Linked DNA regions of Mus musculus: region 2 is linked to region 1. The links are chromatin loops, found by intact Hi-C in ENCODE. Cell type or tissue: heart. All regions are shown on one strand. Each heading gives the region's core, and the rest is flanking DNA. Links, peaks and the distances in the headings are about the cores only.

Region 1 (2,919 bases), core at 273-2,772:
CTGGGCTGTGGGAAGTTCTTGCCGAGCCTTACTTTTGTCATCTATAAGATGGGATAATTGCACCCACCTCATGAAATGGTTAAGAAACTTAAGTGAGATAGATACAACATTGATGAGGTACTTCCTAGGCAAGTGGCTGAACCTCTCTGAGACAGTTTCCTTCCGTGATTCCCAAGGAGATGTTGTTATGGAGGGTACCAGTGCTCCCGACACCCAAGGAATCCTAGGAAGGGATGTTGTAAATACCCCACAATGCATGTGAATCTACACCATAAGGAATTACCCCATCCAAAATGTAACAGCGCCGAGTCAGGAGGTGCTGAGTGTCTTCCAAAGAACTGTGGAAGAATGCTGTTGATGCCATGGGCTGAGCTGTCCAGAAAGGGCACCTGCCCTCCAGCTGGGGCAATGAAGGTCTTCTCAGAGCACCCCACACCCTGCTTGGAGAAGGGGAGGTCAAGGGAGTAGCCAGCCAGGCTTCCAGTTCCCCATCTTACAGTGAACTGAGGTGGGAGGAGGGCACCTTACCTGGGAACTGGTTCCTGCATCTCTCCCTAGTGTAGCTATGCCGGTGCTGGGGTGCTAGTGAGGCTGTGGTCAGTATTGTTAGGATGGGCACTGTGACCCTCCTCCCATAGATATTCACAGGCCTAACCTTCAACATTGAGTGGTTAAATAAAACAGTGTCTTATTCTAATGTTGGCTATCATTTCTTTTATTGTTTCTGAGCCCTTTTGCTAGTAAGAGTGCTGCCTTGACCTTGGAAATGGCCTTCGTTTTTGCAAGTGGCTTAAGTTTTATCCTTCCTCGGGCCCTAGGGGGCAGAGACACAGAAGATCCTCAAAAGTAAAGCTCAGATCACATGACCCAGAGGCAGTGTGTGTTCCCTATACAGGTACAAGCCCCCAAGGCACACACAGAATTTTACAAGCGTTCTGACCCCAGAAAGCCTCTATCTGATGCAATGATATGGTTTCAGCAGAGTCCTGTGCTCTCGTGCCCCCAGGCCCTATTGCCTTGTGACTTAGTTAGGAAAGGAAGAGAGAGAGTTGGTGTCATTCCTCTCTGGACCAGCATTCCTCTGCACTCTGGGAGGCCTGCTCATTCACTGGGCCAGTTGTTCCTCTCCTACACCAAAGCCACCAGTTCATGCAGACCCTCTGTCTCGCTGAGATCGGCAGCCAGCTCAGGGCTCAGTAAGACTTTAGTCTACATCTGGAATTTTCTTTTTTTCTTTTTTCTTGTGTGTATGTTTGCATGTATATATCCTCATACATTTATGTGGGTCCGAGGACACCCTTGGGTGTTGGTTCTTGCCTTCCACTTGATTTGATCCAGGGCCTCATTACTGTTTTTCCACGTCATGTGTAGACTAACAAGATTCTGGGATTTTCCTGCCTGTGCCTCTCATCTCCCCATTGGAAAGTGCTGGGTCTAGGAAGACTATACATGTCTGGCTCAGGCTCTGGGGATTTGAACTCGAGTTCTCAACTTGTGTGGCACTGCGTGACTTTACCAGCTCTCCATCTGGTGTTTTCTAAAGCACCCACTGCTCTTGGCCTTGTGGGCTGGGCCTTTCACACTCAGGCCTGTGCTAGCCAAGGCCAAGGCCACTTCTGCTTGCCCTGTGGACACCATTGTCAGTTGTGGCTGTGACTGACCTCTAGGTGGCAATGGCTGCCTGCTCTGTAGGTTCCTCTGCCATCCCAGAAAGAACTTATCTCTCTTCGTGCAGCACAGTAGCCAGCACTCCTAAATTATTCCCTCTGTAAATTTGGTTAACACCCTTTGCTCCCTTTGTCTCAGTCGATAAGTTTCAAACTCCAAATTTTCACTGTGTGAGTAGCAGGTGACCTCATTCCCATGTGTCCTGTAAACTCTGTGCAGAGGGTGAGGGGAGGGTCCCACAAGATCTCTTCCTTGGCAGGCAGCATCAGCATGGGCAGACATAGCTTCGGCAGGTAGGTACCAGCAGGGACCCTGCTAATTCCATCTGTCTGCTTCCTGCCCGCATCCTTGTCTTCCTGAATCCCTCTCTCGTCCGTTCATCCATCTCCCTTCCCACCAACTACCTCCAGGGATGTATTGCTGCCAGGAGCACCAAACACCAGTCCTTTCTCCCCATTGTCTGGAAGAGGTCAGAGGCATTTGCACAGTCACACATGCAGCAGATGTCAGTGTGCCCATTTGTTCATTCCCTTTGAAAGGCATCCATTGAACATCTGTCACTGGCCAGGTATGGCCAGGGTTCTGGACGGTGGAGAATAAAATTTGTAGACTGGCATTTTAGAAGAGAGAAGGCAGAAAAGTCAGTAAATAAGCATGGTGTGGACTCATGAAGCCAAAAGGAAGATAGGGAGTAAGACAGAAGGAATGTTAGGTGGGGATGCCACTAAAGCTTCCTTAAGGTGGGGGGAGTAGAGTGTGGAAGAGCCATGGGAGCCATGTGGGCAGAGTCTGGGGAATGTGCAGGGTTTTGAGGCAAGCTAAGGATGGAGAGGCCCTGTATGTAGACACAGGCAGAAATGCCTTAGGAAGATGCCTAGCAGGGGAAGGAGAACAGGGGTTTCAGTGGACTACTTAGTCTGGGCATGACCAGGACCTGGGCCTAGGCTTTCAGGGCTGCAGGGAGGGGTGCCAAGGCAAGTGAGGGTGAGTGAGGTTGGTACTGATGCAGAACTCTATTAGTACAACTGGGGTCCACCCTGGCATACATGATCAGGCAGGGATCTGCTGGACTTGGCTGTAGACAGAGAAACTCTGCTTTCCTCTTTTAAATGTCAAATATTCATATAGGCCATGGTTTGAAAAAGGATTTGGTTGCTTGGAAACAGGCATGGAAGTAGGGCACCTGAAGATTTCTGAAGCTAAAGGTAGCTATTAAATGCATGGCATTTTCTGTCAGAGTTGGCTCTCTGG
Region 2 (2,919 bases), core at 219-2,718, 240 kb after region 1:
CTTCTCAGGGGCTCAGTGGTGGCTTAGAAAGCGAGTTAGCATGAGAATGAGATGAGACATTTTCCATGGGACTGGTTATGGTGAAGCAGTATACTCTGTGCTCAATAACTACTCTATGTGCTCAATAACTGCTCTATGTGCTCAATAACTGCTCTATGTGCTCAATAAATACTCTATGTGCTCAATAACTGCTCTATGTGCTCAATAACTGCTCTATGTGCTCAATAACTGCTCTATGTGCTCAATAACTGCTCTATGTGCTCAATAACTGCTCTATGTGCTCAATAAATACTCTATGTGCTCAATAACTATTCTATGGGCTCAAAAACTACTCTATGTGCTCAATAACTGCTCTATGTGCTCAATAACTGCTCTATGTGCTCAATAACTACTCTATGTGCTCAATAACTGCTCTATGTGCTCAATAAATACTCTATGTGCTCAATAACTGCTCTATGTGCTCAATAACTGCTCTATGTGCTCAATAACTGCTCTATGTGCTCAATAAATACTCTATGTGCTCAATAACTATTCTATGGGCTCAAAAACTACTCTATGTGCTCAATAACTGCTCTATGTGCTCAATAACTGCTCTATGTGCTCAATAACTGCTCTATGTGCTCAATAACTACTCTATGTGCTCAATAACTACTCTATGTGCTCAATAACTACTCTATGTGCTCAATAACTATTCTATGTGCTCAATAACTGCTCTATGTGCTCAATAACTGCTCTATGTGCTCAATAACTGCTCTATGTGCTCAATAGCTACTGGTCTCATTTTCTACATCTTTTTTTTCCATCCTTCTTCCTCTTTTGCATCATCGCCATCCTCCTAGTAGACTGAATTGCCCCTCTATAATCAAGTGCTCACTTGGCACCTTGACTGTGATCTTGTTTGGAAACAGGTACTTTGAAGATGTGAACACATTAAAGGGAGGCCTGGAGGGAGGGTGGTGCCTATGTTACAACAGAGGAAAGTGAGGGGGTAGGGGTACAGAGGAGGAGGACAGCAAACATTGATTGGTGTTATTGCCCTAATAGAAGAGAGATAACTAGAAAGAAGGAAACAGCTAAGACCCAGAAAGCAGTTCTCCTGAGACTGATTCTGCCAATGCCTTGGGCTTAGCTCACTGTGAGCCTTCAGAAATAAATTTCTGTTGTTTATACACCCAGCTTATGATATCTTATGACAGCACCCTGAATAGACTGAGACATTCAGAGGGTAATTGACTATGGCTGCACATCATGGAATTAAGTTAATGTCATTTCTGGGATTTTAACTAAGTTTCCTTCATTGCCTCATCTTTGAAATACTACCATTATTAGATCATGAAACTTTAATGGTTATGACCTTAGAGCCCCTATGCTCCAAATCTTTCCTGAAAGAACTGAGGTTCAAAGAGAAGTGACCTCTTCACTTACAATGCAAACTACAAAAATTTTACACCCAACCACCAGCAGCACATGTAAAATAATGGATGCTGCTGCTCCTAGTGGCAGAGATTGGCATTACAAGCCAACACACCACATGCACTCCCATTATTTTTAATAGATGAAGATAACTCATTTTAAAATATAGGCAATCCTCAAGGTGGATTTCTTAAGAGAAATAATACACCACAGACTACATAACTTCTCTGAGGGAAAGTAAGGTTAATTCTTTAATATATTAGATTTAAGTTTATGATTAGTATAACTTGGCTTTGGAACATTAATCACCAAGGGGAACACATCTCTTTCAGCTAATTATATACACATAATGTATATTTTGTTGGGTTAATGCAATATTATTGCACATTTACAGCTAATAATTTTCTACTGGATTTTAATGCACTGTAAAATAAACTTAAATAAACCAAAAGTAATATATACCCCAACAAAAACTTTTTAAAACTCACTTTCAATACATATGCATGAAACACATTTAGAGTTTTTCCCCCGAAGATATAATTACAGTTTTGAGATGTATTTTATATACCCACATAGCTTATGCACCAGCAAAAATAATAGTAACCCAGAACAACTATTTTTAATATGTCTCAATGGGGAATTTTGGCTGTTTTTCATCTTGCCCTGAACTTCTTAGCCAAAACTCATATATATTCAGCAATATGGGGATTAGAAAACAGAGTACTCAAACTCCCAGGCTTAGAGGTGCAGTTAATTGAGACATGTCTTCAAGTGATATCTTCAAGCAGTCTTTGGGAACTCTGTGGGGATAGGACAGATTTAAGGACCCACTTTTCTGGACAATCAGAAAGTATTCATTATCTTTGGCACCTCAGCTGCAGACAGGATTACCATAGCTTGTGCCACATGCTTGGCAAATGTCATTGGAGACAAGCACAGATCTATCTGTGCCCTGTCTTCCTCCCAGCAGCAGCAGGAAAATGTTCTTAGCCGAAAGGGAAGGACACCCAATATCTCTGTTAGACAACCACTTTGTTGTCGTTGTTGTTGTTGTTGGTGGTGGTAGTGGTAGTGGTATGTGTCCTCCACATGCATATGTACATACACACATAGGAGAGAGAGAGAGAGAGAGAGAGAGAGAGAGAGAGAGAGAGAGAGAGAGAGAGAGAGAGAGAGAAAGAGAGCCAGAGGAGAGAGGGGGTAGGGGAGGGAGATTAAACATTAAAATGACTCCTACATTCCTTTCTCTGGGATTATGTATACAAGGAAAATACTTTGGCCTTGCTCAAACATGGCTCACTATTCAAATTTCTTCATTTCACTCTAGGCTATAGATCGAACCATAATGTCAAACTACCACCTTTAAAAAAATCACTTAAAAGCAGCACATTCATTTATTTAGTGTGTTATAGGACAAAACATTTATGTTTTTTTGTGTGGCTCTGAAGATTGACTGGAGGGCCTTGTGCACACCAGACCAACTCCTACCATGAGCTGCAGCCCCAC

The links. Hi-C counts contacts between places; a loop is a spot of excess contacts. Peaks named below come from ENCODE experiments on the same cell type or tissue, not always from the same donor. Only the 100,000 strongest peaks of a DNase experiment are listed, where the experiment ranks them.
Region 2: it touches region 1 in a loop (1.9-fold over the local background); 10 of 42 quality-filtered maps call a loop at or near these places.

The regions. Positions count from the first base shown.
Region 1 is chr16:11,696,247-11,699,165 of GRCm38, forward strand. All of the region lies in intron 18 of Snx29 (sorting nexin 29), which reads left to right. Among named protein-coding and RNA genes, the nearest start is that of 4833415N18Rik, 82 kb to the right of the region's middle. In heart, for the core only: a CTCF peak has its summit at 1,666 (motif pointing right); no DNase peak of the experiment used is centred there.
Region 2 is chr16:11,939,182-11,942,100 of GRCm38, forward strand. No RefSeq gene overlaps it. Among named protein-coding and RNA genes, the nearest start is that of Cpped1, 31 kb to the left of the region's middle. In heart, for the core only: a CTCF peak has its summit at 1,500; no DNase peak of the experiment used is centred there.